Linked DNA regions of Homo sapiens: region 2 is linked to region 1. Evidence: read pairs that join two places in POLR2A ChIA-PET (ENCODE). Cell type or tissue: MCF 10A. All regions are shown on one strand. Each heading gives the region's core, and the rest is flanking DNA. Links, peaks and the distances in the headings are about the cores only. Region 1 overlaps HEBP1 (heme binding protein 1). Region 2 holds the start of LOC124902881 (a long non-coding RNA gene).

The links. ChIA-PET counts read pairs that join two places held together with the same protein. Peaks named below come from ENCODE experiments on the same cell type or tissue, not always from the same donor. Only the 100,000 strongest peaks of a DNase experiment are listed, where the experiment ranks them.
Region 2: POLR2A ChIA-PET joins it to region 1 with 5 read pairs; 8 of 35 experiments call an interaction of 5 or more read pairs at or near these places.

Annotation. Positions count from the first base shown.
Region 1 is chr12:12,979,406-12,995,501 of GRCh38, forward strand. It overlaps HEBP1 (heme binding protein 1), which reads right to left. Exons shown (of 4, transcript NM_015987.5): 2 at 9,872-10,010; 3 at 7,747-7,927. It overlaps GPRC5D-AS1 (GPRC5D and HEBP1 antisense RNA 1), which reads left to right. Exons shown (of 3, transcript NR_149067.1): 2 at 119-217. Among named protein-coding and RNA genes, the nearest start is that of HEBP1, 13 kb to the right of the region's middle. In MCF 10A, for the core only: no CTCF peak of the experiment used is centred there; a DNase peak (open chromatin) is centred at 13,206.
Region 2 is chr12:12,877,292-12,893,387 of GRCh38, forward strand. It overlaps LOC124902881 (a long non-coding RNA gene), which reads right to left and starts at 6,008. Exons shown (of 2, transcript XR_007063214.1): 1 at 5,704-6,008; 2 at 2,435-2,576. It overlaps GPRC5A (G protein-coupled receptor class C group 5 member A), which reads left to right and starts at 14,271. Exons shown (of 4, transcript NM_003979.4): 1 at 14,271-14,373. RefSeq lists an enhancer at 4,027-4,658. In MCF 10A, for the core only: no CTCF peak of the experiment used is centred there; DNase peaks (open chromatin) are centred at 6,250 and 6,550.

The sequences.
Region 1 (16,096 bases), core at 11,755-14,254:
CCAACCACACTGACTCCCATCACAGAACTGCACAAACAAGCCAGAAACTGAACCCTACCCGGAATCCCCTGGTGTATGAAGGGAGCCTAGCTCTGGCTGACTCTGCTTGTGTTCACAGACACTTTGCCTCATTGGTTCGTGCCTCAGCTTCCAATCTGGACATGGAGCACAATAACAGTGGGCCCACTGCTCTCCGAATTCCTGCGCGCACTTGAAGGTGAGTTAAGAAATGCTCATAAAGTGCTTTGAGCCCCTAAAAGAAAGAAACGTGAAGTCTATACATTATCTTTGTAAGCCTGTGAATACGTCTTTATCTATAAACGCCTCATCTTGAAAGAAGCTCTCCTCCAGGGCAGTGTTTTATCTCACCCAATGTCAGAGCTCAGTATTCTGAATAAAGAATTTGGTTACCATGGGAACTGAGGAATCTCAAACATACACACACCCCTGATTCCAGAAACACAACAGGAGCTGACTCAAAAGGTCTGGAAGAGTTAGAAAGGGGAAAGATGACACAAGCAATAGTGAAGGCTAGTGGAGGGAAGTGGGGCTTTCGTCCAAGGAAGCAAAAAATCATAATGTGTTATTTTTTAGGGAGTGTCTGGTGCAGGCATGCAGGGAGGAAGAATGACTCTGAGCTTGACCATTCAACTTCGAAACTTTAACATCAATGGATCAGCACACACTGGTGTACGGTCTGCTATGCATGCAGCCCTGTGCTAGGCAAAAGAAGTATCAGACCAGGAACTGACAGCCTCACTGCAACAGGAAGAGAGGCTTCACACAATAAGCGTTTCATTCAACCAGGCTGGACCTGTGCTTATTGAGTTGAACATCACTGAGCACAAAATGCAAGCCAGACACCATAAGAGCTGTAAGGATGATAAAGATGTCTTTCTACCCTCGAGAGCTCTAAGTGTGGTCAGGAGAGAAACACATGCAAAGATTATGCTGGCTGGAAGGAAATGCTGGAATGAAGGTGGAAGGTACATCCAGAATGTTCTGGGGGTGAGGAATAGCGAATGATGGGTTCTGACTTAGAACATGAAGGGAAGGTATTAAGAAAGAGGTGATATTAAGCATTTATTGAGCATCTCTACTTTTTTTGTGTATGTGACCTTGTTTGGAAATACAATATCTCTTCTTGATGCTGGCAATGAATAGTATGACAACCTTCTGTCCTCACAGAGCTTCCAACAAACAGAGGCTGTGGAGGGTTGAGAGGAGCTGGGGACATATGAGCAAAGGTCTGGAAGTGGATGTTGTGTCTGGGGTGGGAGGCATGTTGGGTGGTGGTGGGTGGGACGCTCTGAGATCAGGTTGACATGGGAGTGGTGCTATGTGTGGAGGGTGGTCAGTGCCATCACAGGGCATTTTTACTAGGCTTTACTGCCTGGTCAAACATTTGGCACCCAAAGTTGATCCACCCTCTCCTAGTGGAAATGAAGCATCTCATTACTAACTGGGCTTTTGTTCAAACCCCAACATCTGGTTGGATGGGCCTGAGGCCCCCAACCAGAGCTGAGCAGCCTCTGGGGAGGCTCAGTTTCTGAGCAAAGACAGGCGATGTGATCAGTCCTGTGCCTTAGGCAGGTGGTGATAAAAGGACACTTTAGAAGGGTCAGAAATGGGAGAGCTGGAAGCCAATACCATGGCAATCATTTGTGCAAGAGATGATGAAGACCTGTGTAGATGGAAGGGAAGGAAGGGACAGCTGGGAGCTGACCAGGATGAGCCAATAATTAGATGCAGAAGTGAAGGAGTCAGAATGACATTGGAACAGGGTGGGTAGGAGGAGGGAGGGGACCATCACTAAGACAGAGAACACAGAAAGGGATCTGATTTTGCGTGGAAATCTGCGTTGTGTTTTGGACATGCTGATTTGGGAGATACTTGAGGTGGTGATGCCTCCTGGGAGCTGGAAATATAAGGCTGGTGCTTAGGAGAGAAGGCAGCATGAGACGTGTTGACCCGGGCATCATCTACAGAGAAACAGCCTGAAGCCCTTGCCTGGTGGGAGTTTATAAAAGACTTACGGGATAACTGACAGCTATCAGGGGGAGAGAAAATGGTGATTAATTAGGCTGAGACACAGAATCTTATCATTGGCAAGGCTTTTGGACATGAGGTGGCTTAAATATTAGAGATATTTAATAAATGTTTGTCAAATCAAACCAAACTTCCCACCTAGTGCAAATGTCACATGGCATAAGTGTCACCCATCTATCCAGATGGCACTTGAATTCTTCCAGGGGCAAGGACATTACCTCATGACGTCCATTTTACTGTTAGACACCTAAAATAGTTCCTGGTACAGAGTAAGTGAACAAGAAATCCACTATCTTTTGAATGAAGGAATGAACGAGTGGGTAAATCACATTGTCTCAGGCTCCATGCTGAGTCTGATGGGATGGCAAGACATTCAGGGGAGACAGACAGAGGTTAGGCTGGAAAGTTACCAACACACTGGTGACAGCTGAAGCTATGATGGGGACCAAGATCTTTATGGGACAGAGCAGAGAGAGAGAAGCACAGGAGAGGCAAGGATGAAGCTCTTTTGTTCATGTATCCATTCACCAACTTGTTTTTGTTTTTTATTTAGAGACGGGGTCTCATTATGTTGCCCAGGCTGGTCTCGAACTCCTAAGCTCAGGTGATCCACCTGCCTTGGCCTCCCAAAGTACTAGAATTACAGATGTCAGCCACTGTGATGGCCAATTCAACAGCTTCTTATTGAACACTTGTTATATTCTAGCCAAAGGCCCTGCCCTTGGGAAGCTTGCATTCTAGTGGGGAGAGGGCAATAAATAAATGAGCAGATAGAGATATATAATGCAATTGATTATAAGTGAAGCAAAGCAAAATAAAGCTGGATAAGAGGACAGAAAAGGACAGGGTGCTATTTTCAATAGAACGGCTGGACAAGGCCCCTTTTAATCAAAGTGAGGGGGCAAAGCAGGGTGCTAAGACTGAAAACCCTTGGTCCCAACTTCCTGTGGTTACAAACAGGGTTGAATTATCTAGGAACATGGGCAAACACTGGTCTGTAAATCTCCTAAGTGGTAATGTGGGAACCCCCTAAGAGTTTAGCAGTTGAGCTCTTTCTTCCAAACTTCTCTTTCTCTAGGCGGAACTTCCCAAGCTGCCAATGGCCTCCATTGGGGCCTGGTCATTTAGAGGGAAAAATGACATCAGCAACCTAGGTGCTGACAGCTGACAAAGTTCTTTCAAATGCACAATGAAACCGGCCTTTGCAATCATGCCTTAGAAATCTTATTTTATAGATGAGAAAACTGAGGCTCAGAAAGATTAAACAACTTGCTGCAAGTTACAAAATTCATAATTATTGGAGCTGAGGTTCTAACCCAAGTGTATCTGCAGTAACTTTGACTTTTTTATTGTTAATTCTAATAAAACTTGATCAAATTCTCAAAGGGAGGTGAAGTTAGGAGGAGGAGAATAGGCTAACATTTACTGAGTGTCTACCTCATGTCTAGGATTGAGTAGGTATTTACAGGTATTATCATATTTTATCCTCACAACACCATAAAAGCTAGGTACTCATGCCCATCTTACAGATGAGGAAACTGAGGTACAGTGAGGCTGGCAATATACCAAAGGTCCTATGGCCACTGAATGATGAACTGGGTTGGAGCATAGGTTACCCTGAAAATAAACTCCTGGTTTCCAACTTTTTCCTTTATATCTAGACATTTCATTTAAACCGTGAAAGTTTCATTAAGACCATCAAACTTCTCCTGCTGTTGGTCCCTATTGAGAACCTGGTGCTGAAATGAGCTGAAAAGGCCAAACTCTAACTTAAGTGCATAGAGAAAGGACAGTAGTCTGGAATGTTGCTGCTGGTCTAAGTGTGAGGATAATTCTATTGCCTCTTGTGAATACTAAACATATTCTGATAGTGCTATTTTTTTTCACAGCATTCTATTCATCTAAAAGCACCGGTAATTAACGATGCTAATAAATGTATAATCCCTTTGTAAACATCTCTTCACAAGGTCATAAAGAAGGAAGACTGAATGAAGGACGCCAGGCTTTCATTTTAGAATTAATTTTGTCATTGAATGCACTCACTGCATTATTTGATAGAGTACTTTTGCATTTGAAGTAGTACATTTGCCTTCTACCATCTCATTAACATTGCTTTCAACAGAATCAGAAATAACACAAACCACTGCAGGGTAATTTTGAATGCTCATTTGACTATGCAGTGACATCAAGTGGCGAGTTGAGGAATGATCATATGCTGTGTGAGAACTCCGTGTTAAAAATTCCATGGAGCCAGGCTAGACACCACATTTGGCACTTTCAGCTGTTTAGATTTCAGAGAATTAAAAGGAAATGGTCACCGACCTGCCTTTGATAGTACCCGTATACCCCTTCCCACCATAAGAAACCAGCGTTCCTTAGAGAAATGGCTAATTCTAGCTCTAGGGCAAGAAATGCTAAGATGTGCTCAAAACATCTCATTATACCAGCAAGCCAGGGAGCCATCAACGACTACTGGAGCTGTGTCAAAAGGACCAACAAACCAACTTGAAGAGGCTCCCGCTGGCCAACAGTGGGGCAATTAGAGCATCAATAAGAATAATATCTGTAACAAACTGAAACGTATCAAATATGTTTAAATTCATATGTTTATAATTACACTCAAAAAACGAAGATGCAGACCACTTTACCTTGAGGATGTTACAGAATGAAATTATCATTCTGAAAACTGGTAAATAAAGAGAAGGTATCAAGTAAGCATGTATCTGGCTTTTTCTATATGAAATAAAGGAAGCCAAATAGTAAACGAGGGGAAGTTTCTCTTTACTGAAATATTGCAGGTAATAAAAGAAGAAGGAGAAACAGAGAACATTATCGTTTTATGGCCTCTAATGGAACAAGACATCTAGGCAATGATGAACTATGGTCACCAACATCACTCAATCAGGGACAATCAGACACTGTGGGCCCCTGAAGGAAGTAAACACCACCACGTAGGAAATATTCTCACCAAAACTTCAAAAACTTGAATCTGATCTAGTCTTTAGTTTCAACTACTAATTTACAGGCAATACGGGGCTCAGAGGGATGTGGTAAAATGTCACGGAAATATAATCAGCAAAATCCAGTACAGATAATAAGAAGACAAATGATCCACAGATGGAAAGGAAGAATGTAAAGTTGTGTTGGTAAAGAAATTCACAGATTAATAAAAGCTTAAAAATGTACCATCAGCCAGGTGTGGTTGTGTGCAACTGTAGTACCAGCTACTTGAGAGGCTGAGGTGGGAGGATTACCTGAGCCCAGGAGTTTGAGGCTGCAGTGAGCTATGATCACACCACTGCACTGCAGCCTGGGCAACAGAGCAAGGCCTTGTCTCTTAACAACAACAACAAAAAGAAAGTACTACAAAATCTGACTTGGATCCAGATTCTAACAAAATATTAAAACAAATGATGGCCAGGCGTGGTGGCTCACGCCTGTAATCCCAGCACTTTGGGAGGCCGAGGCAGGTGGATCACAAGGTCAGGAGTTCAAGACCAGCCTGGCCAAGATGGTGAAACCCTGTCTCTACTAAAAAACTACAAATATTAGGCACAGTGGCAGGTTCCTGTACTCCCAGCTACTTGGGAGGCTGAGGCAGGAGAATTGCTTGAACCCAGGCAGCAGAGGTTGCAGTGAGCCAAGATCGCACCACTGCACTCCAGCCTGGGCAACAGAGAGAGACTCCGTTGGAAAAAAAAAAAAAGTAATGGGGGAAATCTGAGCATTGAATATTTTATATTATAAATTAATGAAGTACTATTGAAATTTCAGAAAAAAGGTATTGTGATTATATTTTAAAAAAATCTTCAGTAATTACCTGAAATATTTATGAATGAAATAATATAATGTCTGGAATTTGCCTAAAAATAATCCAGGGTAGGGCTGGGTGAATGCTGTGAAGATACACATGACACAGAATTGGCCTTGAGCTGATCGTTGCTGTAGGTAGGGGATGGGCACATATGATTTCATGATCTTATATGCTTCTACCTTTCTATAAGTTTGAAAATTCCCATACTAAAAAGTTAAAGACAAAAGAAAAAAAAATTATATCCACTCATTACTCAGGGTCTGGTAAAACAAATGATCAGAAACTAGCCCCATCTGCTTGAAGTCTTAATGTGAACTGATTCAATCATGTCTATCTCATTCCTTATGAAATAAGAATGAACAGACAGAAGGGGTAATTGCCAAAACCTGCTTCAGGTCATAAACATTAGGTAATACATAAATAGTATCTTAGTAAATACTGAAAGATATTTAACAATAATCCTATAAGGTTACATTACATGCACACACACACACATCATATATAGGAGGTTATATTATCAGCACTTAACAAATGCAAAAGCTAAGTCTTAAAGTGGCTAACTTCCCAAGCATCATTCTGCTAGTAAGCAGTAGAGCTGGAATTCAAATAAAATACAAGTTCATTTTATTATACCTGCTGCTTCCCAAACACAGGAAATAGAATGGAAAAGACAAGCAGACATCTAACCCAGGGCACAAGATTTAAGGAGGCGCTCACTCTCAGTCCCCATCCTGCACTTGGACAGCTGTGAGAGTGAGTGCTTCCTTAAATGCTGCACCCAAGGTGCATCTCCACCCTAGGAAAAGATATTGTTAAGTTAATTTGCTTTCTCCACACCCTCTGAAGGGAAGCTGGGAAGTCTGAATGAGGACTGCAGGACAAGCACAGGAGCTGAGGCTCCGGTGCTAGCTCCCAGCTGCATTACATTCACTGTCCTCTGGAGGGCCCTGCAGTCACCTGGCCTAGGACTACACACAGCGGTGAAACTCACATTCTCAGAACATTGACACAGCTCCGGGGAAAATGGTCCCACCATCAGGTTCAGGGTTGCAGCAGGGCAGCCAAGTTTGGAGGTCCCTGAAGTGGACCAATACTCAGTCCAGTGCAATATTATATGTATGTGAATTTTTCATGAGGTTGCTCCTGAGCGGAGCCAAACCACCTATGATTACTTCTGGTGAAGATCCTGGTCTTTCCCTGAGCCTGGTTTGGTGCCTGTCACATGGGAGTGTTTTAACAAATGTGAGGAGTCATCAATGATCTAGAAGACTTGGTTTCTGAGGGCAGTTTGGAGCACAAGGGATAGAAACTAGTAACCATTTGCACCTGCTATTCTCTACAGTCAAGGGAAAATGACCCCACATGAAGTCCTGGAAACAGGACCAGGATGACAAGAGAATAGATGTGTGCTCTGCTCAAAGGACTACCATCCAGGAACAACAAGGAGGATGGAAGCCCAGCTCTAGCAAATGCTCCCTGCTCTCTGGCATTCAAAGGGAGTGTGGGGTAGAAATCAGGTATTCCTCAGCCCTTTATGCTTCCCATGTGTCCACGAATCCAGACCATGGCTTGACTTAAGATATTTGCTGAGTCTCCTAGAACCCTGCTATGGCTAATGTAGACATTCACTGTAAGCTTAAGCAAAGCTTAAGCTCGTCCCATCAATTTGGCAACTGGCCAAGGCATTTATTCTGATAAAATGCAAATGTGTGTGTGCTGCAGCCTGAAGAAATTAAAATGAGAAACTGTTAGGATTCAGCATTTCCTACTTAAATTAATTCAGCAACCATAAAAATTTGACGCGAATGCTTGCCAGAGGTGATGCAAGGAGTGGTACGGGAATCAAGCGCCACCCATGGATGCCTGAAGGATTGTCTCCTTACATGGAATAGACAGTGATGCCTTCCCGTTCCTCAATCTTAACGCTTTTGTCACTGGGAGCTGGTGGGTCGCTTTGAAATTGGTTTGGAATCCGGAACCAGACTTTTAATTTCTTCTGCAGAGAGCCATCTTCATTGGGGAACACAGCAAAGGAAATAGGGACTGTCATCCCCATCCCAATTCCTGAAAACACAAAAGCACAGAGTGAGGCAGGGATCAGAGACAGAGCTTGCTCAGGGCTGTGGAAGACACATTAGTTCCATTCGTCTTTCAAAGTGGTATGTTTTTGTTCTTGAAATTAACAATGAACATTTCAAGTGTTAAAAATACAGAAATACATGAACACCTGTTATTTGTATACGCTGTTGGTAGGAGTATAGTGGTACAACTCTAAAAAATGATTTGGCAATATATATCAAGACTGTAGATTATCAGTCTCTTTCTCTCTCTCTCTCTCTCTCTTTCTCTCTCTCTCTCTCTCTCTCTTTCTTTCTTTCTTCCGACAGTCTTGCTCTGTTGCCCAGGCTGGAGTGCAGTGGCATGATCTCGGCTTACTGTAAACTCTGCCTCCTGGGTTCCTGGGTTCAAGCGATTCTTGTGCCTCAGCCTTCTGAGTAGATGGGATTACAGGTGTGCGCCACCACACCCAGCTTATTTTTGTATTTTTAGTAGAGATGGGGTTTTGCCATGTTGGCCAGGCTCGTCTTAAACTCCTACCTCAAGTGATTTGCCCATCTTGGCCTCCCAAAGTGCTGGGATTACAGGTGTGAGCCACCATGCCTAGCCAGTATTTAATTACTGCCTATTTAAAACATCAATCTAAAATATGGAAAAGGCTATAGGTAGTAAGATATTCATTACAGCAGAATTATAAATTCTGTTCAAAACAGGAATATGTCTGTGTAAATTACAGACACATGATACAATATAATGTAGCTAGGAATTATGCTTAAGAAGACTCTGGTACTAGTGGAAAATAATTATGAAATAATAACTAACAGAAGCAGGATATGTAATTATAGGAACACTAAGATTACATTAAAAAGCCCTAAAAAATACATTCAAAAGACAACATTGATTGTATTGAATGGGGGAATTAGGGAATACTGTTTTGTTATTTTAAAGGTTTTCTTTAGTGAGTTTTATAATTCTCATACATATTTTCATTTAAAAAAATGTTAAGACAGTGTTAAGAAGGAAAAGATTTCTTCCTGACCTCCTACAGGTTAACGTATCTTCCAAAGCCTGACTACTTTAGTCCTAGTAAATTTTTTTTTTAAAGCAAGTTTTTTAAGTAAGTAAAGGAATAAAAGAATGGTTACTCAATAGACAGAGCAGCTCCTAGTAAATGTTACTAAGGCTAACACACGTTTTTAGCTCTCTAAATTATCAGCTTGAGAAATATCCTAAAAATTAAACACATCTCTTTTTTTTCCTCTTGCTTTCTGACCCATTTTTGTTTTGCAGTGATTCCAAAATGCTACCCAAATTAGAGGGCTTCTCACGAGTCAAACTCATTTTTAAATATGGTTTACATCTAACAGGTACACCTTTCATGAGACTTCAGGCTTATCATTTTAAAAGTAGAGAGGTGGCCAGCATGAACTGCCAAGTTTTTAAGAGCAGGATGGCCCAAGAATTCTCAGACCCTTCATTTGCCAGACAGGGTCTGGAACCTCACTGCTCACTGAGCCTCAGGACCCAGCAGAATCTGAGCTACCAGGGGCTGACTCTGGGGATCTCCAGCCTGATGCTGGCCTTGCGTTGTGCTGTAGCTCAGCTTACTGTGGGCACACGCCACCTAGTCAACCAATCCAAAGACATAATAAGCACTGCAGGGTTAAAAAAAAAATAGAGCCTATGGTCCCACACCTGGGAGTGAAGCAGGAACTTGGAGATATTGAGCAGGGATGCCTTCAAGTGAGGGACAGACTGGGCTGATATCAGAGTGGTTTCCCCACATTCCTGCAATAAACTGCTTGTTCACACAGTGCAGGAGGTTCACAGGTCATTGAAACAGGTCACTACAGGTGCCTTGTAGCCCCTCACTTGCATTTACCACTGATGAAGTGAGACCTTGCAAAGCTGGTCCCCGAGACCAGAGCCACATCCTGCAGGGGTACTCACCCTTGTCATTGGTGCCCCCCGCATACTTTGCGACCTTGGGCATTGCTTCCCGTAGAGCCTCATCCACAGGCTTATCTGTCACTTCTACTGTGGCAAATTTGCCGCCTTCACAGGCCCTTTCTTCATAGGCAACTTCTTCCTAGAGAGAGAGAAGGTACAGTGTTTAAGAGGTACAAAGTAGCAACTTGTGATGTCTCTAGAAGTAGTAACAGAGGGCTAAAAAACTTTCCTTGGTGGGTATGGCCATAGAGCAGAAGGGACAGGCCTGAGTATGAAGGGCCATGAGAAATAGATTCTGGGATTCTTGTAGAGACAATATCCAAAGCAGGAAAATCTTATACATTATATTCTTGGGGAGATAAGAGAAGATATTGCATCCTGAAAACCAGAATGCTACAAAAATGGAACATTCAGAGAGCAAAAGAGCTCTCAGAAATTAAAAATCTGATAACAGAGAAGAAAAATTCAGTAAACAGGTTGGAAGATAAAGTTAAACAGGAGATTCAGAAAAAAATACAGATAAACTTAGAAGGGAGGAAACAAAAAATACAACGATGACAATCCAACAAAACTGTGAAGCTCCCAAAATTAGGCTCATTCTAGTAGGAGGACTGCAATTCAAGGAATCAGAGTTCATTTTTCCCTTGGCCTCCTTGGGGGACTGGATCCAGGACCTCTATGGATACCAAAATCCATGGATGCTCAAGTCCCTGATATAAAATGGTGTAGTATTTTGCATATAACCCACACACATCCTCATACATACTTTAAATCATCTCTACATTACTTATAATACTTAATACAATGTAAAAGCCAAGCAAATAGTTGCTACTCTCTGTGCACACACACACACACACACACACACACACACACAAACACACACACATGTATTTTATTTATTTATTTATTTTTGAGACAGTGTTTCACTCTGTCACCCAGGCTGGTGTGCAGTGGTATGATCATGGCTCACTAGCCTCGACCTCCTGAGCTCAAGCGATCCTCCTACTTAGGCTTCCTGAGTAAGTGGGACCGCAGGTGCATACCACCATGCCCTGCTAATTAAAAAAAAAAATTTTTTTTTTTTTTTGGTAGAGTCTCCCTATGTTGTACAGGCTGGTCTCAAACTCCTGGGCTCAAGCAATCCTCCTGTCTTGGCTTCCCAGTGTTGGCATTATAGGCATGAGCCACAATTGAAACTGCCTTTGCAAAAATTATAACTGAGGAAATTATGACAGTGAAAGAAATCAGACTTCATTGACTCTATCTTGTTTCTAACCCTTAAGCTGTCCTTGTGGGATTCCTGGGCTTAGGCCGAACTAATTGTAGGAAGGAATTCAGTTCGTGGCTTGACTCTGAAAGAAAATTGGTAACAGCCCTTTCCCAATAAGACCCCCTTCTTGCCTGGGGTCCAGTCTGACTTTGCAGGACTAACAAATTAGCTACAAGATTAGAAATTACAATTTAGAGGTCATGCAGCCTCTGGCTCCAAGAGTCTGAACCTCCTCAAATTGCTCCTGGGGATAACATCACTATTGTAAAACCTAAGATCAGTGCGTGAGATATTTTCCAGACCCTGTACTCGATGGATCAGCTGACACCACTCAGACCAGTAATCTGGCCCAACCAGTTCTGCCATTGCACCGAGGAACAGAAGACAGCAAGAAAAACCTAACTTGGCACCCCCCATGATTCCATCTCCAACCTGACCAATCAGCACTCCCCACTCCCCAAGCCACTACCTGCCAAATTATCTTTAAAAACTCTCATCCCTGAATGCTCAGGGAGACTGATTTGAGTAATAACAAACCTCTGGTCTCCCGCAGAGCTGGCTCTGCATGAATTACTCTTTCTCCATTACAATTCCCCTGTCTTGATAAATTGGTTCTATCTAGGCAGCAGGCAAGGTGAACCCACTGGGCAGTTACACCACGCCTGGCCTCTGCTGTTGATTTATGTATTTTTTATTGCTGTATTGCTATTATTATTTTTTGAATATTTTCCATCTGTGGTTGGTTGAATCGTGGATCCAGAACCCACAGACAGGAAGGGCTGACTGTAGCTCTGTTCACACCGTGCTCCCAGACACAGCATATCCTCTCCCTAACTCTTGTCTCACTAAATCACAGCCTCCCAATCTGCTTAATGCTCAGCTCCACTGTCTCTTTTCACACAAATCCTTCTTTCATCTCCCCATCACCACTTTCTGCATTGAGGCCCTGTCCTTGGACTATCCTTTCCCTGGTGTTTACTCATTATGGACCCCCACAGCTCTCCTTCAGTACATCTCCTGCTCCTTGCCACGTGATTGCTCATATAATTTAATTTTGTATTCCTGGACATACTGTAAGGCAGTGTTCTTCACATTTTGAAAAAAAATCACAATCCACAAGAAGGAAAGCATTTTTTACAGCCTGTCTTATCATGAATATACACATAGTTAAAGTTTCACAAAGTAATGCTTTACCCTTATGGATGAGATGCATCCTGGCTTTTTTTTTGTTCCTTCCCCTATCCTGTTTTCTTCTCTTCTACTCTACTGGAGTGAATTTTATTCCATCCCATTAGAAGAAGGAAAGTTGGTCTATGTTAATTTTACCATCTGGTAATGAAACATTATTATAGTTTTAACAATCTGCAATAAAGCCTTTATGGGCAGAAACTATACCACAGAGCTTTACATGTGAGAAGTGCAACAGATATTTATTTGATTAAGGTGCTGTGTCTCCTAACAATGATTATGAAAAACAGACACATGGTAGGGAACCTGGCTGCCCTAGACTGGTCAAATAGGTTTTCATATAATATCCTAGACTGAAGATTCACAACTAGGGAAGAGGGTGTGACTCCCAGGGGGACAGAAGGTGTCTCTGGAGGAAGGCAGGACTGTACGGCTGTGAGTGGCAAGTGTAGTCTCAATGAGCATATTTAATATTTATTTTATTTTTGAGACAGAGTCTTGCTCTGTCACCCGGGCTGGAGTGCAGTGGTGTGATCTCTGCTAAGAGCAACCTTCACCCCCCAGGTTCAAGTGATTCTTCTGCCTCAGCCTCACAAGTAGCTGAGACTACAGGCGAACGCCACCACTCCCAGCTAATTTTTGTGTTTTTAGTAGAGATGGGGTTTTGCCACATTGGACAGACTGGTCTCGAACTCCTGACCTCAGGTGTTCTGCCCACCTCGGCCTCCCAAAGTGCTGGGATTACAGGTATGAGCCACTGTGCCCGGCCTTAATATTGTAATTTTAACCCTGAGTGCCAAGTTTGTACTTAAATCCCCCTTCACATGGGGTAGAGGAAATTGCGCCAGACCAGGAATCATGAGGCAGCAAGTCAGCCTTGACTGTGGGGCACCGTGCTGAATCATTCTGAGGCTGCTGTGAAGCCCTCCATCTGGTGAATCTGACACTTCCAAAGAGCCTTCAGTAGCAAACTGTTAAGTAAACTTAGGGTGTTTTGCTCTTTCTGTTGCTGCAGAGAATTCCAGAACTCCCCTTTCATTTGAGAGCGCACCTACCCTTGGCACTTGTAATGTTTTAAATTCCAGAAACACTATCCTGTGAATCACAGAAGTTCAGAACCTAAAATGGTTTTAAAGTTTACCTAATCTAACTAATTTTATCAAGGAGAAAATGAAGAACCAGAGAGACTAAGTTGCTCAAAGTGATGTAACTACTGAATGGTGAAACTGAAACAAAAATTCCAGTTCCCAAACTCTAGTCTACTCCAGTCTAATACTCGTTGCAAGGTTCTCTAAAGCTATGGGGGGTGAAGTGAGCATTTAAACCTCTGTTTCTTTTCTTTATCCTCCTTTCTTTCCTCTCTCTGTCTTTCTTTTTTTCTTTCGTTTCCCCCTCCCTCCCTCCCTCCCTCCCTTCCTTCCTTCCTTCCTTCCTCTCTCTCTCTCTCTTTCTTTCTCTTTCTTACAGGGTCTCATGGTTGCTCAAGCTGGAGTGCAGTGGTACAATCTTGGCTCACTGTAACTTCAGCCTCCTGGGCTCACGTGATCCTCCCACCTCATCCTCCTAAGTAGCTGGGACTACAGGTGTGTGCCACCATGCCCAGCTAATTTTTTTTGTATTTTGTTTTCTCTGTCTTCTTTTGTAGAGACAGGGTTTCACCACGTTGCCCAAGCTGGTCTCAAACTTCTGAGCTCATGCGATCCACCTATGTCAGCCTTCCAAAGTGTCTTTGCTTTTTTTTTTTTTCTTTTCCTCTCTCTCTCTCTCTCTCTCTCTCTCTCTCTTTCAGATGGGGTCTTGCAATGTTGCCCAGTCTGTAACCTCTCTCTTTAGCCACTGTGTTAGATACTTTGGGCGGACAGTTGTATGCCCATATCAAATTCAGAATAGAGGTATCAGAAGTCATTTTACGCAGTTACTTCTTTTACAAATGGGAAGACCAAAAACAAGATCTCACTGGAGAAAGAGCTAACTGGCTCTTTCCTTTGGTCTTTTTCTTCTTTTATTCATTTAACCAACAACTACTGAGTATCTACCATGTGCTGAACATTGTTACAGGTGCTATAAGGGAAGATGCCAGGAAAACAGAATGTTATCATCTAATGATATTTTTAGGGGGCAAGGAGTGCCAGGGCAGTATGGGAACACAGGAAAGGACCACTTAGGTTAGTTTATGGGGCATGGGTGTATGTGATAACATGTTTGGGGAGGTCAAGCTGACTTTGAGGTGGTCACAGATCACCCAACCGGACGTTCAGTCACTACTTTATTAATTCATGGAATAAACATTGTCGAAAACCTTTGCCAGGTGGTACAGATTTGGAGATTAATATGATAGGGATAATCAGGAGGATGGTGAGGAGTATTACACAAATTATTGTACAATGCAGTAAATGCTCTGATCATTTGGGGAGGATATTCCAGGTAGTGGGTACCATAAGAGTAAACGAGGAGGGGTCAAGAACAGTATGATGACTGTGAGTACAAATATTACAAATAGTTGTGGCTGGAGCAAAGACTGTCAAGCAGGACACAAAAAAGGTGTTCTGGCAGGGGCCAGATCTCAGAAGAACTCAGAGGCTGTTGTGGGAGTTGGATTTTGTAACCATTAGTCCAGTGATGGTGATTTGATAGCAAGCCAGTTCATCTACTCTAAATTAGTTCAACTGACATTTGTGACCTAAACATAGGATTTTGCAAGTATGTCTGGGTCTTGAATGGAGGGTCTCTGCAGCAGAAAAGAGATCTATAAAATGGCACGAGCAACCTGTGCTCTTGGCCTGTTCTCCAGGCACAAAGTCCACAGCAAGGAAAGAAAGGCTGCCAAGAAGGGACTCCAGCTTGACTTGGAGAGCCAAGTCCCCCATGATACACCTATCATCCTTCAAGGCTTGGCTCAACTTCACCACCTCCTCCTCCTGAGTGATCCCTCCTTTCTAGGAACCCCTAAAGTCAGATAACTCTAGAGCTGGAAGGGGTCTCATGTGTCCATCAGTTCATCTCCTCCTGATACAGATGAGCAAACTGTCCATTGGGTAGTTGGGCACACAGGTCTGGAGCTCAGCAGGGGACTGGCATAGAGGCGTAAATTTGGGAGTCATTAGCATAAGGGGAGACTAGAGCTGTGAATGAGGTTGGGATTGTCCAGAGAGCATATATAGGGCACTCTACACCAATCTAACTGTGTTAATTAATCTGCTGCCTAAAGGCATTCATTCATCAAGTTCTTAACCTGCCCTTGATGATGCAGGCACCACTGAGCTTCTACCTACGTTGCCAGCCACACTCACAGCACCTGCTCTGCAGCTTTCTGCTGTTTCCTTTGATGCCATGGTCATTTCCACGCCAGGGCCTCTGTGTCTGCTGCTCCCTCTCCCTGGAGCATTCTCCTCCTGCCTTTGCCTGGTGTCTCCCTATTCATCTAACAGGCTCCAACCTAAAAGTTACTTCCTCAGAGAGGATCCTGACTTAAAATAGGTTCCCTGTGATATTCTTACCCACGCTGTACCTTCATAACACAATACTTATTGTAATTACAATTAAATGATGTGTTAAACTCCCACCTCCACCCACAAGCCCCACAGGGTAAGGACTGTTTCTCTTGTTCACCGCTGTATCTCTCTGTACCTAGATGTACCACGCCTTGCATATTGTAGGCACTCTACAAATATTTGTGAGAAAGGAGATATGCAGAGTAAAACCTAGTTTTACTCTAATGACAAGGAATACAAGAGCCATAATAGATGGGCAGAGAGATGAGGACCTCG
Region 2 (16,096 bases), core at 5,257-7,756, 110 kb before region 1:
ATGCTGGAAGGTCTCTGGTTTCCTCTAAAGTGCCCTGGGTTTAGCCCATTAAACCTTATCTGTCTTATAAACCTTGCCATGAATATGCTTATCAGCTTCTTCCTGGGAGCATAAAATGGGTTTGGATAATGACTATAAAGCGCTGGAATAAGGAAGGTGCTCAACAGAAGTTGTTAGTGTAAACAAGAGCAGGTTAGAAGTGAGAAGAAGGTGCTCAGAGGACAGAGGAGATATGGGGAAGGACTTGGAATTAGTGGGGTGGAACTGGGGAGGAGAGCAGGAGGCCTGGCACTGAGAGCATCTCCTTCCCAGCTTGTTCTAGACAAGAGTAGCCTTGCCTGCCAGAAGCCCTGAGATTACAGGTGAGCTGGATCCCGAGAAATGAAGTCCCTGACTAATAGCAAATAAAGACACGGCCATTTGATAGTTCTGTTCTACATCTCGGAATGGGTAGAAATACAATAATAGCACCAAACATGAATTATGGAAAACAAGCTGTGAATGGAGACATTTGCTAAGAGATGCCAGCCCGGCTCAGCGAAGTCAATTCATCAGCTATTTTCACTTGGGAAAGAGAAATTAAGGGCAGAGCCGCAGTCCCTGCCAAACCTAACAGTCTAAAAAGCAGACTGTGTAACTTACCAAGGCCTCAGGGCAACATTAGCTGCAAATGAGCTCAGCAGGGCGGGGGCCTCCGCACAGTTCTCTAGGGGGAGAGATGGCAGGGGCCACAGCCTCTAATGTTAAAGCCACCTGCAGGGCCAGAGGGCCTCTCTGGAGGCAGAGGGATGCAGCAAAGACTACTTGGCTCTGCAGTCAGGGCTGGGCCGGGTGGTGCCGCACCGCTTTCTAATGGTAACTTAACCTCTCCAAGCTTCTTTCCTCATCTATAAAATGAGGCTAATAGCATCTGCTCTGCAGAGTTTCTGTAAAGATTAAAAACAAGACAAAGCAAGCACAAGGGCTTTGGAAACTGTAAAAGCTCTGGATATCAGATGTCATTATCATGAAAGAGAAACAATACTGGTTAAAAACAAAAGTTTCCTTCTGATGACTATTCCATGGTGTATTTTAGTGAAAGGGAAAAAAAATCCTACTGTCTATAGATAAAATATATATATTTTTTCCTGCAGTAAGCAAATAGGCTTCCGATAAAAAGCTGACATAGGGGCCAGGCACAGTGGCTCACACCTGTAACCCCAGCACTTTGGGAGGCTGAGGGGGGAGGATCACTTGAGGTCGGGAGTTCCAGACCAGCCTGGGCAACATGGTGAAACCCCGTCTCTACTAAAAATACAAAAATTAGCCAGGTATGGTGGTGCGCGCCTGTAGTCCCAGCTACTCAGGAGGCTGAGGCAGGAGAATTGCTTGAACCGGGAAGGCAGAGGTTGCAGTGAGCTGAGATCATGCCATTGCACTCCAGCCTGGGGGACAGTGTGAAACTCTGTCTAAACAAACGAACAACAAAAACAAAAACTGACATAGGGAAATGTTTTTCCCCCTGGATGGGCCCTGTCTTCCTCTGCCCTGTGTTGGCCTATCCCTACCAGCCCCTTTGTGTCACCTGGAGAGGCAGCCTTTAACATCAACAGCCAGGTGCACCTTCTAAGGCAAACCTGGCCTATGCTGGCAGGTACACAGGTGAAGGGATACAGGTTCATAGTGCTTCTAACCTTTTTACTCTCTATGGATTCCTTTGAGAACGTGATGAAAGCCATGGGCATGGAAAATGCTCTCTTTTCTTCTCTTTTCTTTCTTGGGGTTGTGCCTAGGCTGGAGTGCAGTGGCATGATCACAGCTCACTGCAGACTTGAGCTCCCAGGCTCAGGTGGTCCTCCCGCCTCAGTCTTGGGAGTAGCTGGAACCACAGGTATGTACCACCACACTTAGCTAATTTTTTTGATTTTTAGTTTTTTTTTTTTTTTTTGAGACGGAGTCTAGCTCTGTTGCCCAGGCTGGAATGCAGTGGTACAATCTTGGCTCACTGCAAGCTCCGCCTCCTGGGTTCACGCCATTCTCCTGCCTCAGCCTCCCTAGTAGCTGGGACTACAGGAGCATGACTCTATGCCCCGCTAATTTTTGTATTTTTAGTAGAGATGGGGGTTCACCATGTTGGCCAGGCTGGTCTCACACTCCTGACCTCATGATCCGCCTGCCTCGGCCTCCCAAAGTGCTGGGATTACAGGCGTGAGCCACCGTGCCCGGCCTAGCTTTTTTTGATTTTTAGTAGAGATGAAGTCTTGCTATGTTGTCCAGACTTGTCTGGATTTCCGGAACTCAAATAATATATTTCTGACCACAAGGGAGAAGGTTCTTAACTTGAGGCCCATCCTTGAGTCCCTCTGTGTGTGTGTGTGTGTGTGTGTGTGGTCCATGGACACTAGGTGTCTTAGTCTGCTGGGGCTGCAATAACAAAATGCCATAGCACAGGTAGTCAAATAACAGAGATTTATTTTCTCACAATTCTCGAGGCTAGAAGTCCATGATCAGGGTGCAGGATGGCTGGGTTCTGGTGAGGGCTCTCTTTCCAGCTCATGGACAATGGCCATCTTTTTGGTGTGTTCACGTGACCTCTTCTTTGCATGAGAAGGACGATATATATATATATGGAGAGAGAGAGAGAGAGAGAGACAGAGACAGAGAGGGAGAGAGAGAGAGAGAGAGAGAGAATGAGGAAGCTCTCTGGTGTCTTCTAAGGGCACTAACCCCTATCATAAGGATCCTACCCTTATCACCTCATCTAAATCTAATTACTTCCTAAAAGCCCTACCTCCTGATACCATCACACTGGGGGTTGAAACTTCAGATGTGAATTTTAGAGGGGCACAATTCAGTCATTGGCACCAGGTTATGAACCCTGCACTACAGAAGATAGGGAGCCTTGGTCTCTGAGCTCAAGTGTAACATTTCTTTCATTTTTTTTTTCCTTTGGGTGAAAGCAGAAAATGCAGGACTAAAAAAATGCAGAATCTGGTGAAACCCCATCTTTACTAAAATACAAAAAAAAAAAAAAAAATTAGCGAGCGTGGCGGCGTGTGCCTGTAGTTCCAGCTACTCGGGAGGCTGAGGCAGGAGAATTGCTAGAATCCGGGAGGCGGAGCTTGCAGTGAGCTGAGATCGCACCACTGCACTCCAGCCTGGGTGATACAGCGAGACTCCGTCTCCAAAGAAAAGAAAAGAAAAGAAATGCAGAATTAGGCCGTGCGCGGTGGCTCATGCCTGTAATCCCAGCACTTTGGGTGGCCGAGGTGGGTGGATCACTGGAGCTCAGGAGTTTGAGACCAGGCTGGGCAACATGATGAAACCCCGACTCTACAAAAAATACAAAAATTAGCTGGGTGTGGTGGCGCAAGCCTGTAGTCCCAGCTACTAGGGAGACTGAGGCGGGAGGATGGCTTGAACCCAGGAGATGGAGGTTGTGGTGAGCTGAGGTTGTGGTGAGCTGAGGTTGTGGTGAGCTGAGGTTGCGCCACTGCACTCGAGCCTGGGTGACAGAGCGAGAGCCTGTCTCAAAAGAGAAAAAGAAAAAGAAAACAAAATGCAGGATGGCAGAGTTTGCTATCTAAAATGTTATCCTTGGGCAGGTACTAAAGTGGGAATTAGGGTGCTATAGCAGCTGGATGCTAGGAACAAGAGTCTAGAGACCTGGGTTCTAGTCCTGCCTCCCCAGTCAACCCGAATTGGGACCTAAGACACATCATTCCGTATCTCTGAACTTCAGTTTTTTCACTGGTCAAGCTTATTCCCATCTAATGCTACTACTTATTGATGCCATATCATGAGCCAGACACTAAGCTATTTCCTCCCTGTTCCCCCACCCCCAATATAATTGCTGATGTGTTTAATATTACTGCAAAGCAAGTCTTATTATACCCATTTTACAGCTAAGGAGGAGGTTAAATAGTTGGCCCCAGGTCATATAACTATTTAAAGAATGAGCTGCAATTGGCATTCAGGCTTAGCCAACTCCAGGCTCAGCCAACTTCCAGGCTCTTGCTATATATGGTTGTATTGACATTATGGTTATGCTGTGAGAATTACACGGGACACCATGTAGAAAATCTTTTGAAAACCATGAAACATTCTCTCTCTCTGCATACAGACACACACACACACGTACTGTTATGATTTTGTGGGAAGACAGCCATACTTCTTTACAATGGAAAATAGAATTCCCATAGGTCTCAATTCAAAAATTCTTTCTCAGGGGATCTAGACGTGCCTTGGTTATGGGAAACCAAGTGGTCATACTTCTGGGGCCCTCATCTTTAGCAAGATGAAGGTGGCTTGGTCTTCTCCCGCTTCCCCGTAAGATCTCTTCTCTCCTCAATACCCACCTTTGTCAGGCCCTATTTACACTGTTCCCTCCCAAGGCCACACCCATCAATTTCTTGAAAAGGCATTTCAGGCAGTCGTGGTTTTGCGTAGTACAAGAGAAATAAGGAAATGACTCGTGGGTGAGTGGAGAGTCCAATGGCACCCTTGTTCTGCCGCCCCCCTGCCGCAGGCCAGGGTGGTTCGGAGTTGCCACTGCAGTGTGTCCCTGATGGTGGGGCTCTGGGGTGTTTCCTTAGCAGCAGCCTAGAGTCTCTCTGCAGGAGTTTCACTCTGGGTTGGGGTCTGTGTTGTCTTTGGAATGAGCCCGTTAAACAGAAGATATCAGGCCAGGCACGGTGGCTCCACTTTGCGAGGTGGAGGAGGAAGGATTCTTTGAGCCCAGGAGTTTGAGACCACCTGGGCAACATTGGGAGACTCCGTCTCTATTAAAAATTTTAAAAAATTGGCCGGGCATGGTGGCTCACACCTGTAATCCCAGTACTTTGGGAGGCTGAGGTAGGTGGGTCACCTGAGGTCAGGAGTTCAAGACCAGCCTGACCAACATGGAGAAACCCCGTCTCTACTAAAAATACAAAACTAGCCTGGCCTGGTGGTGCATGCCTGTAATCCCAGCTACTTGGGAGGCTGAGGCAGGAGAATTGCTTGAACCTGGGATGCAGAGGTTATGGTGAGCTGAGATTGTGCCATTGCACTCCAGCCTGGGCAACAAGAGTGAAACTTCGTCTCAAAAAAATTTTTTTTAAATTAACTGGGTGTGGTGGTGGGTGCCTGTGGTCCCAGCTACTCTGGAGCTTGAGGTGGGAGGATTGCTTGAGTCTGGGAGGTCGAGGCTGCAGTGAGCCATGATCGTACCCTGCACTCCAGCCTGGGCAACAGAGTGAGACCCCATCTCGGGGTAGGGAAAAAAACCTAAAGAACCCAGGCAATATCTTGTGTCTGCTGGCGCCACTGGCCCATATCTGGGACAAGGCTAGAATAGACTCAGCCATGGCCTGGGAGAGCAGACTGAGCCTGTCTCTTCCCACCCCTATCCCTTTTGACTTTTTTCCTTGGGATTCCCCTACCAACACACCAAATAAACTTAGCAACCAAAAGAACAGGCAGCACAAGGTGGTAATCGGATTTTCTAACCCAAGAGAGGAGACTAAGGACACTTTGATGCAAAGGTGATTTTTTTTTATTTGAAGGTGGCCTGTTTGTTTATTTACTGATTCAGTTTCATCTAAAACACTAGCCATACCTGGCATGCAGTAGTTGGTTTATACAAGTTTGTAGAGAGAATACATGAACAGTTCTCCATAGTCCTTTTGTACTCAAAAGGAGAGCTAGCACACAGTACGACTTCAATCAATACTTGGTTCTTACCTCTGTCTTCCCTGAGGTGTTTCATTCTTCAGATGCCTCAGGAAACCATGAGTGAGGCTGTATTAAACAACGTGTTTAAGGCCGGGCGCGGTGGCTCATGCCTGTAATCCCAGCACTTTGGGAGGCCGAGGCGGGCGGATCACCAGGTCAGGAGATCGAGACCATCCTGGCTAACATGGTGAAACCCCGTCTCTACTAAAAATGGAAAAAAATAGCCAGGCGTGGTGGCGGGTGCCTGTAGTCCCAGTTACTCAGGAGGCTGAGGCAGGAAAATGGTGTCAACCCGGGAGGCAGAGCTTGCAGTGAGCCAAGAAAACGCCACTGCACTCCAGCCTGGGCGACAGAGCGAGACTCTGTCTCAAAAAAAAAAAAAAAAAAACAACAAAGAACATATTTAAAAACCTCAGGCCAGTCTGCACTGAAAAGCCAAATATTTCCTCTATGCTCGGGGGAGAATTAACTTTGTTTACTGACCTTCTTATCTTGGTAGAAATGCTTTTCTGTGTTCCACTGACTCATCAAGTAAATTTCAGACAATGTACTTTTCTTTTTACAGGTCTTAGCCCAGCCCAGCCCCTTAGGGATACAGGAGATCTGAGAGCAAGATCTGAGAGCAAATAAAGCAAGTTTATTTGAGAACAATTTCAAAAGTGAAGGTGTTCCTTGTCACCCTATATTGAAATTCTGGATTGTTCCAGTCAATGAGAGTAGAAGTGTTTTCATTTCTCTCACCTTCTTTTATTTGCTGGGGGATAAATGTTGTGGCTTGAAGGCAGAGCAAGGAATTTGTGTTCTATACTGGAACTCTAAGTGAATCATCTCACCTGTGAACTATTGTGAAAAAAGCCTATGACTTCAAACTTGTGCAAGATGGTGCCATAGAGGATAAAAACAAGATGGAGGCAGGATGGGATGGCTCACGCCTGTAATCCCGGTAGTTTGGGAGGCCGAAGCGGGTGGATCACCTGAGGTCAGGAGTTCGAGACCAGCTTGGCCAACATGAAACCCCGTCTCTATTAAAAATACAAAATTAGCCGGGCATGGTGGCGTGCACCTGTAGTCTCAGCTACTCGGGAAGCTGAGGCAGGAGAATCTCTTGAACTTGGGAGGCGGAGGTTGCAGTGAGCCAAGATTGTACCACTGCACTCCAGCCTGGGTGACAGAGCGAGACTGTCAAAAAAAGAAAAAAAAAAAGAGATAGAAAATATTATCATTTGTGCTTCTGTGATATTTTCCCTTTTTGGATAAATGATGATTGATTTATTCTAAACTCCTCTGGGGATTGGCAAACTTCATGTTAACTTCTATATCCTAACACCTGATGTGTCACCAGACTCTTGCCTCACCGTCAGGGTGTTCCATTCCATCCCACTCAGCCGCACCAGCACGAGTGATTTTACCGTGAAGTAGGAAAGAGAATTAATGAGAAAGCACTTCCAGAATTCTGCTGGGGAAAGTAAGAGATTATAACATTTTAAGGGATCATCCCAGTTTCAAATATTCACCCCAAAACTGATCCCATAAGCCTTTACAATATCACAACAGCGGTGGGCAGATTGCCTAAGCTCAGGAGTTCGAGACCAGCCTGGGCAATACAGTGAAACCCCATCTCTACTAAAATACAAAAAATTAGCTGGGCGTGGTGGCGTACGCCTGTAGTCCCAGCTACTCGGGAGGCTGAGGCAGGAGGATTGCTTGAACCTGGGAGGTGGAGGCTGCAGTAAGCCAAGGTCACGCCACTGCACTCCAGCCTGGGTGACAGAGCGAGAAAAAAAAAAAGAAAGCATAGGAGTGTTTGTGGAGGAGGAAGTGAGGATGAGGCCTGACCAAGGGGAGAGGCTGGAAGGCAGTTTTGCCAGCTCCACCGCCTGTCTTTATGTGCCGATTCACGAAGCTACCTTCCTTCTTGCCTTTGATGTCAGAAATCCAAAAGCGGGTGAGTAAATGTTACTGAAAATCTCCTGAGTGCTAGATGTAAATTACATCTGATGCTCACCACAACCCTGTGAATTCAGTGTGGTGAGTGCCCTTTCCTTAGATGAGGAAAAAGACCATCATGCTGTTGAGTAGGGTTCAAGCCAGTTCTTCCTAACTCCAATGTTCAAGTTCACTCCCAATTACTGCCTCTAGGTCAGGCAAAGGCTTTTAAGCAGCAAGAACCAGAAGAACAGACTGATTTATGAGGCCTGATCAAAAATGAGGCTGAGGTATGAGCCTTCCTAGCCACTGGCTCCCCTCCCTGCCCTGAGACAGCCTCAGAGAGAGAGCGAGAGAAGTCAGAGGAGATTCATGGAGTGGGAAGGAGAATCCCACAACTGCGCTGGGTTTCATGTCACTGAACCAGCCTGCGTACTTAATGGGATTCTCTAACCCAGCCGTGGGGTTACTGGTAGCACCTCTCTGGTTTCAGCGAAGGGGCTTCGGTTTATGAATTTCCTTGGAGTTAAGACCCTGGGAATGAGTGCAATCTTAAAGTCCATCCCAGAGAAGGTGGGGAAGTTTTTAAAATAGCCTGATAACAATGAGAGGCCCCCTGAGAGGCAGCGCTGGGGCTGGCCAGCCTCCTGACCGCAAGGGTTCCCTACAGACTGCATTCCGGGGCTTCAGGTGTCATCTCTCACTCAGCAGGCACGTGTTTGCCCTCTGCACGTGCCACTCCTGTCTCCATTCCACCTGGGGACTGGGTGTGGGGCGGGGGGGCGGCAGGGAGGGGCGGGGGATGAAACCAAGGCATTGGAGATGAAGCCCTAGAGACTCCTGCTGTGCTAGGTGGACTCTTTTTAGCATGTCACATGCTGGCATATGCAAAAATTTCAAAGGTGTACATTTCAAAGGTGTATTGTTGCTGTAACAAAGTACAAAAAACAGGGCAGCTTAAAACAGCAAAAACACGTATTGCCTCATAGTTCTGGAGGGTGCAAGTCCAAGATCAGGGTGTAGGCAGGGTAGGTTCCTTCTGGAGGCTCTGAAGGAGAAGCATCCCATGCCTTCAGTCTTGGGTTCCTCGGCTTGTAGCAGCATCACTCCAGGCTCTGCCTCTGTCTTCCCAAGGCCTTCTCTGTGTGTCTGTCTCCTCTGTGTCTCTGTATCTCTCTTCCTATAAAGACACCAGTTATTGGATTTAGGGCCACAGGAATGGCTCTTCCTCTCACACATGGCATTGTGACCATCCCTACTTCATGCCTTCAGTGCCCCTCTGCTTCTGAGTCTGGGACTCCAGACTCAAGCTGGCCACTGGACACTGGCCAGATGCCTCTCCTCTTGCCCACAGGTTGTGCTCATACTTTCTTTCTTTTTTTTCTTAGAGTCTCGCTCTGTTGCCCAGCCTGGAGTGCAGTGGCACCACTATAGCCCGCTGCAGCCTCAGCCTCCTGGGCTCAAGTGATCCTCTTACCTTGGCCTCCTGAGTAGTTGGGATTACAGGTGTATGCCACCAGGCCTGGCTAATTTTTTTTTAATTTTTGTAGTGAGGAGGGTCTCACTACATTGTCTAGGCTGGTCTTGAACTCCTGGACTCAAGAAATCTTCCTGCCTCAAAGTCTGGGATTACAGGTATGAGCCACTATGCCCGGTGTGTGCTCACACTTTCTTAACAGGCAGGGCTGACACATGCCTCTGTGCTTCTGTGCATTCTGCCCCCTCTGCATGAAATGCCCTTCCTGATCCTTGCCCCTCTTCTCTTCTCCATCTGAAAAGCCTTAACTCATCCTTTAAGCCTCCCTGCCTCAGTAGTGCCTACTCTGAATTCCGGGGTGAGTATTGACTGCAGCTTTTTGTGCCTGACCGTGGTCCTTGTGCATTTTTTCTGGTGTGACACCTCACACAATGCATTGTTTTTTTTTTTTGGTTTTTTTTTGTTTTTGTTTTTTTGAGATGGAGTCTTGCTTTGTCGCCCAGGCTGGAGTGCAGTGGCACGATCTCAGCTCACTGCAAGCTCCGCCTCCCGGGTTCACGCCATTCTCCTGCCTCAGCCTCCTGAGTAGCAGCTGAGACTACAAGCGCCCTTGACCACGCCTGGCTAATTTTTTGTATTTTTATTAGAGATGGTGTTTCACCGTGGTAACCAGGATGGTCTCGATCTCCTGACCTCGTGATCCGCCTGCCTCGGCCTCCCAAAGTGCTGGGATTACAGGCATGAGCCACCGCGCCTGGCCCACAATGCATTGTTTTTGTTTGATTACTGCCCATCTCTCCACCAGACTGAGCTGCTTCTTCTTTTTTTTTTTTTGAGATGGAGTTTCACTCTTATTGACCGGGCTGGAGGGTAATGGCACGATCTTGGCTCACTGCAACCTCTGCCTCCCAGGTTCAAGTGATTCTCCTGCCTCAGCCTCCCAAGTAGCTGGGATTACAGGCATGCACCACCACACCTAGCTAATTTTTTTGTATTTTTAGTAGAGACGACGTTTCACTATGTTGGTCAGGCTGGTTTTGAACTCCTGACCTCAGGTGATCCACCTGCCTCCGCCTCCCAAAGTGCTGGGATTACAGGTGTGAGCCACCGTGCCCGGCCCACACTGAGCTTCTTAAATGCAGTTTTCTTTTGATTCTCCAGCAGAGTTACATAGAAGACCATTTATAGTTGCTAAATGACTCACTCAATAAACGGACATTCCCTTCAGAGGATAAAGATCGAGTATGGTCTTTCTCGTACTTCTGTTGTATTCCCTACAATGCATGGTGCTTAGGTGGCTCTCAAATGCTTCCAGTGATTGAATGGAAGAACCACTATTAGCAGGAACCTGGCAGGAGCTGTGGTTCACCGACACTAGCAGCTCCAATAAAGTAATAACCTAAGGAAATGGAATTCCTCTCCGCCTTCCTCCAACCAACTCAGGTACTTCTTATATGAGATTTAATTGAGGTCAGGGAAGGGAACAAGTAGCACCTTCCATCCTGCCAGTAAAAAAGCAAAGGGAGAGAAAGGGGAAGCCCCAGGCCTGAGGTCCTGCAGCCGGGAATTCCAAGGCGGCATTAGGAAGGGGGTCAGGATCAGGGCACTGGCAGAGCCGTCTCTTTTCTTGCTTCCTTCCTGCAATCAAGAGTGGGGATCTCGGTGGTGATGGTTGGTGGACATCAGAAGGGAAGGGGTCAGCAGGGACTGAGTTCTGGGACTTCCTGAATGAGGCAGACCCAGGCCCGTGATCTTGGGCCATAGGCCCCCTAACCCCTGCCCACACGTTGCTGGCCTTGCAGCTGAATGAAGGTCCTCTACACCATCAGATCAGCCTCTCTTTTTGGGGGAACATGGCGCCCTTATTGTGGGGCTCTCTCTTCTCCTCTCCTCATTTCCAGTCTGGTGAGCTTTCTTCTGTGTTGCTCAACAAAGCTACCCATCACTTTCAACCGGGTGACACTCTAAGGATGATAACTAGAGTTGGGAGTGAAACATGGGTCTCCAGACCCCCGTCCTACTGTTTCTTTCATTTATTCCCAAGAACCCTCAACCTTGGTCTGCAGACCATTTTAATAGGATGAGAGACCTAGGAAGTGAATGATTCCATCTACTGGTCCTGTCCTTCTTCTCCTCTGGGGCATCTCAAAATCACTCAGATACCCCAGAATCACTCAGCTATTCCACCTGCCCTAGTCCTCCCTGTCTTCTTCCAGAGAGCCAGCCCCCAGGGACACAGGTGCAGGGCCGGGACTGGGAGAGGCAAGCAAGGGGACTAGAGCTCAGGATTTAAAGGGGCACTCACTCTTAAAGTTGTGGAGTGCCTCCTTGAAATCTGTGCTCTGGTTGCCTCATTGGCCTCATCTAGTCCTGGCTTTGTGCAGGCAGGTGTCTCCATAAAGGGATAGGAGGAGACCAAGAGGTTAAGAGGAGAGTAGAAAAGAGAGTACTAAGAGGACAAGGTGGGACATCCAAAGTCAATGGCACTACTCAGGAGGCTGAGGCAGGAGGATGGCTTGAGCCCAGGAGTTGGAGGCTGTAGTGAGCTATGGTGGCCTGTGAATAGCCATTGCACTCCAGCCTGGGCAACATAGTGAAACACTGTCTCTAAGAATAACAACAACAACAAACAAAGCCAATAGCAAAGTGAAGAGCAATGACTGAAGACAGGTTCAGAACAAGCATCCCCACACATGCTCTCTGTCTCACACACCCTGGACCTGCCAGACAGATACCATCCAGAGAACAGTGAACAAAGGAAAGATCAAATACACTCATCACATTCTCATTAGGAGGACCTAATGGGAATGTGGTCCTGGGGAGGGGGTGTAGAGATAGGGTAGGATCCCCAAAACCACATCATCTTTGTTCTTTCACCATCCTCAGACTTGACGTCTTTTGCTCGATGTCATGAAACTCACCCTAGACATGGTGATTCAGACTCCGTGCTGGAAGAGCCACCAGGGACAACTAGTCCTCACTATCCAGTGTGGTAGCCACAAGCCACACACACTTTTTGAGCAATGGAAATGTGGCTGGTCCACACTGACAGGTGCTTTAAATATAAAAGACACACTGGGTTTTTGAGGATATAGTTGGAAACCAAAGAAGTAAAATAGCCCCTTAATATTTTTAAAAATATTGATTACATGTTGAAATGATCATATTTGGGATCATATTTGGGTAAAAAATATACAGTGTTATTAAAATTAATTTTCCTGTTTCTTTGTACTTCTTTTAATGTGGCTAGAAATTTAACATGACATATGTGGGCCAGGTGTGGTGGCTCCCACCTGTAATCCTAGCACTTTGGAAGGCCAAGGCTGGAGGATGGCATGAACCCAGGAGTTTGAGACCAGCATGTGCAACACAGCGAGACCTTGTCTCTATAAATAATAAAAAGAATTACTTGGGAGGCTGAGGCGGGAAGACTGCTTGAGCCTGGGAGGTAAAGGCTTACAGTGAGCCATGATGGTATCACTGCACCCCAGCCTGGGTGACAAAGTGAGAGTGTCTCAAACAAGAAACAAACAAAAAAATTAGCCAGGTGTGGTAATGCACACATGTGGTCCTGGGTGCTTGGGAGGCTGAGGTGGAAGGATAGCTTGAGCCTGGGTGATTGAGGCTGCAGTGAGCCGATTGTGCCATTGTACTCCAGCCTGGGTGACGGCGAGACCTTGTCTAAAAAAGAAAAAACACACAAAAAATAAAAAACAAATGTGGCTTATGTTTGTGGCTTGAATTATAGTTCTATTGTACAATGGTAGTCTAGTTCAACTTCTTGAACAGACGAGAACGCTGGGGTCCGGAGAGAAGCCCTGACTTAGCGGATGGCACACACTATAAAGCACTGTCATTTGCAGTCCCACCAGTCTCTCAGTACCCACCCCCACTCTGCCACACACACCCCTGGGAGTCTTAGGTGTGAAATGGGTGGACTCACAGACCCCTGGGCTGCATACCTCAAAGTGTTCCAACACTCAAGGCACTGCCTGTGGTTTTTTGGGAGTGAAATAAAAACCTAACAATGGTGGGGTCACAGTCTCCAGTAGGTCACATTTTAAAAGCACTTTAGGCTCTGGAGACTTGGGGTGTGGGGAGAAGTGAAGAGAAAGCTGGGGAGCCCTGGGCCTTCCCCCATTTCTTCATATGCAGAATAATCCAGATTAGTTTACCAAGCGCGCTGATAACCACTTTAAAAACAGAGTCCCTCCTGCCTCCCCGTGGCATGGGGTAGAACCTGGCTTGAGCCCCGACACAGGCGGGCAGCCACTCCAGGATCGTTCCACACGTAAACAAAGACGAGTTTCGGTCCGATTGGCTTGATCCTGGAAGAGGAGTGGGCAGTGGAGGGAGGGGAAACCAGGCACCAAAGCAAATTCCTTCATTTCATAATTTCATCTGGCGCCCCCGTTCAATCAGCCTGCATTGTCGAGGCTTTAGGAGAGGCAGTTAGGAAAGGAGAGATACTGATCTCTCAGCCCCAGGGCAGCACTAATGGTGCCTGTCTAGACTCTGACAGGTGGAGCTGCTGAGCTAACTACGGACCTGGTGGGGGAAGTTTTCCTTGGCTTTCACGTGGCTTTGGCTGGGGAGCCCTGAGAAGGTGGCTGCCTCCTTTTTCTGAAGCCTGGCTTCCCATACGGCAGTGGCTGGGGGAGAGTGATGGAGAGAAAGGCTAAGCTAAGGTCAAAGAAAGTGGAGGAAGGCTGGCTTGTCCCGCTGGACTTGACGGCGGAGCTGCTGCAATCTCGCGGGCTGGGCCCTTGCCCCGGGTGGACCCGAGTGCCTGCGGGGAGGCGGGTGTGGCTCCCCCGGGAGGTGACAGCTGGCGGGGCCCGTAAGGAGCTGGTCTGCTCCGGCTCCCCTCTCGTAGCCGGCGCCCTGGGACCAGCGCGTGAGCACGTCTCGGAGGAGTCCGATGCGCTGGGCAGGGCCGGGTGGTCACCCCCGCCCAGCTTCCAGGGGTGACTGTGCCTCTGACGTCAGACGGTTTTTGGGTCATTCCCTGGCACGGGGACTTTATTTTCATAACAGCATGAAGTGCCGTGGAACTGGAATAGGCGTGTCCTCTCCCTCGACCCTCCCCCTCCTTGTCCCTCTGCTCACCCCTCGCTCGTTCCCTCCCTCCGGCGAGGGCCGCCTTTATAACAACTGCTCAGAGTGCGAGGGCGGGATAGCTGTCCAAGGTCTCCCCCAGCACTGAGGAGCTCGCCTGCTGCCCTCTTGCGCGCGGGAAGCAGCACCAAGTTCACGGCCAACGCCTTGGCACTAGGGTAAGTGAGGCGCCAGGAGCCCAGAGCGCTGGGGCCTCCGGATTTAAATCGTCTGGGGAGAGCGGGGCGTTGGGAGGGGTGGGATAGAAGAGGAGAGAAATCCTGGTAATGGAATACAGTTGGCTATGAGAAAAAAATTCCCTAGGAAACAGTTCCTCTAGTTTAACAACTCAGATTTTTTTTTTTTTTTTTCCCCTTTGCGGGTTTCCTAGGCTAAGATAGAGGCAGAGAGCAAAGAGATAATCAGGGTAATAGTTTCTGCTCGGACACATTCTACAAACTTTGAGTAGATGGAATCCGGCCAGGCAGGAGGTGAGCAGCTCTGGGATCACTCTGCAGGAAAAGAATAGAGGGAGAAAGATCTCAGAGGACCCGAAGGTACTGGGAGTGGAGGGGGAGTGGGAAACAAGGGGCAGGGGCAGGAGGGAGGACACGGTGACAGCTACTATTTTACCCAGATGCTGCAAAAAGCCCTTCTGAGTTTTGGGAATTAGATCTAGAAGCCCATCCCTTTTCTCTTGATGTGTGGGCGGTCAGTTCCACTCTGGTGTGCCTTGAGTTGCTCAGAAACCTGGGACAGATGAAAGTTGAATGTGCGCTGAGAGTGCACCTTCCACTACCGACTTTATGGATAGGATTTGGGAATAGCATAGATGCTGTTCCATCTGGTCCCTTAAACATCCATGGGGAAGGCTGGCAAATAGCTTTATTTTATTTTTTGAGATGGAGTTTCACTCTTGTTGCCCAGGCTGGAGTACAATGTTGCGATCTCAGCTCACCGCGACCTCCACCTCCCGGGTTCAAGCGATTCTCCTGCCTCAGACTCCCGAGTAGCTGGGATTACAGGCATGCACCACCACTCCTGGTTAATTTTGTATTTTTAGTAGAGACGGGGTTTCCCCATGTTGGTCAGGTTGGTCTCAAACTCCCGACCTAAGGTGATCTGCCCGCCTCAGCCTCCCAAAGTGCTGGGATTACAGGTGTGAGCCCCCGCGCCCGGCCACAGATAGCTTTAAACATCCATGGGAAAGGCTAGCTAACAGCTGAAACCTGCTCAGAATCAAGGAATTTGAAGGACTTTCCATTCCTGACTTCTTTCCATTCCTGATTGTCTCCTCAGAGGCTTGTGTAAACACCACACCTGTTGAAGGGTTCGGCCGAATCAGCCACTGCTGTGGGTTCATTCCTGAAGGGGAACACTTCAGCTACTTCAGACACAATGGGCTAGGGACCACGGGAGGGGTGAGGGCGGAGGGGGCACACACCCTCCAGGTTTGCATGCCGGTGTCTGCTAGGTGAGGGAAGGAATGAGGGGAAGGAAGGGCCGGGAGAGGCGCTACGTGGGAAACAAGGGACCTCTCCAAGGGCGTGGAGAGGTGAGTGCCTCAAGGGCAGAATGGAATGAGCAGAACCCTTTGGTTTCCCGGGAAGAGCTCTCAACCTTGAGTCAGGAAGACTGATTTCTCCTCCCAGCTCCGCAGGAACATGGAACTGTGATCAGGCAAGGGGCTGGGCCTGAGTTCCTCATAGGGGTCTTGGGGAGGCCCCCAGTTTCCCCTCCTGTGTTTCGATTCTGGCCCCTCTCCATCTGCACACGTCGCCTTGGAAGTTCCCTTTAGAACTGGCTTTTTTGTATTCTAGTCTTGAATGGTAATCGAAGACAACAGGGTATGAAGAACAATTTTGACGGCGTGATTTTATTCTTCTCATTCTGGGTCCACTA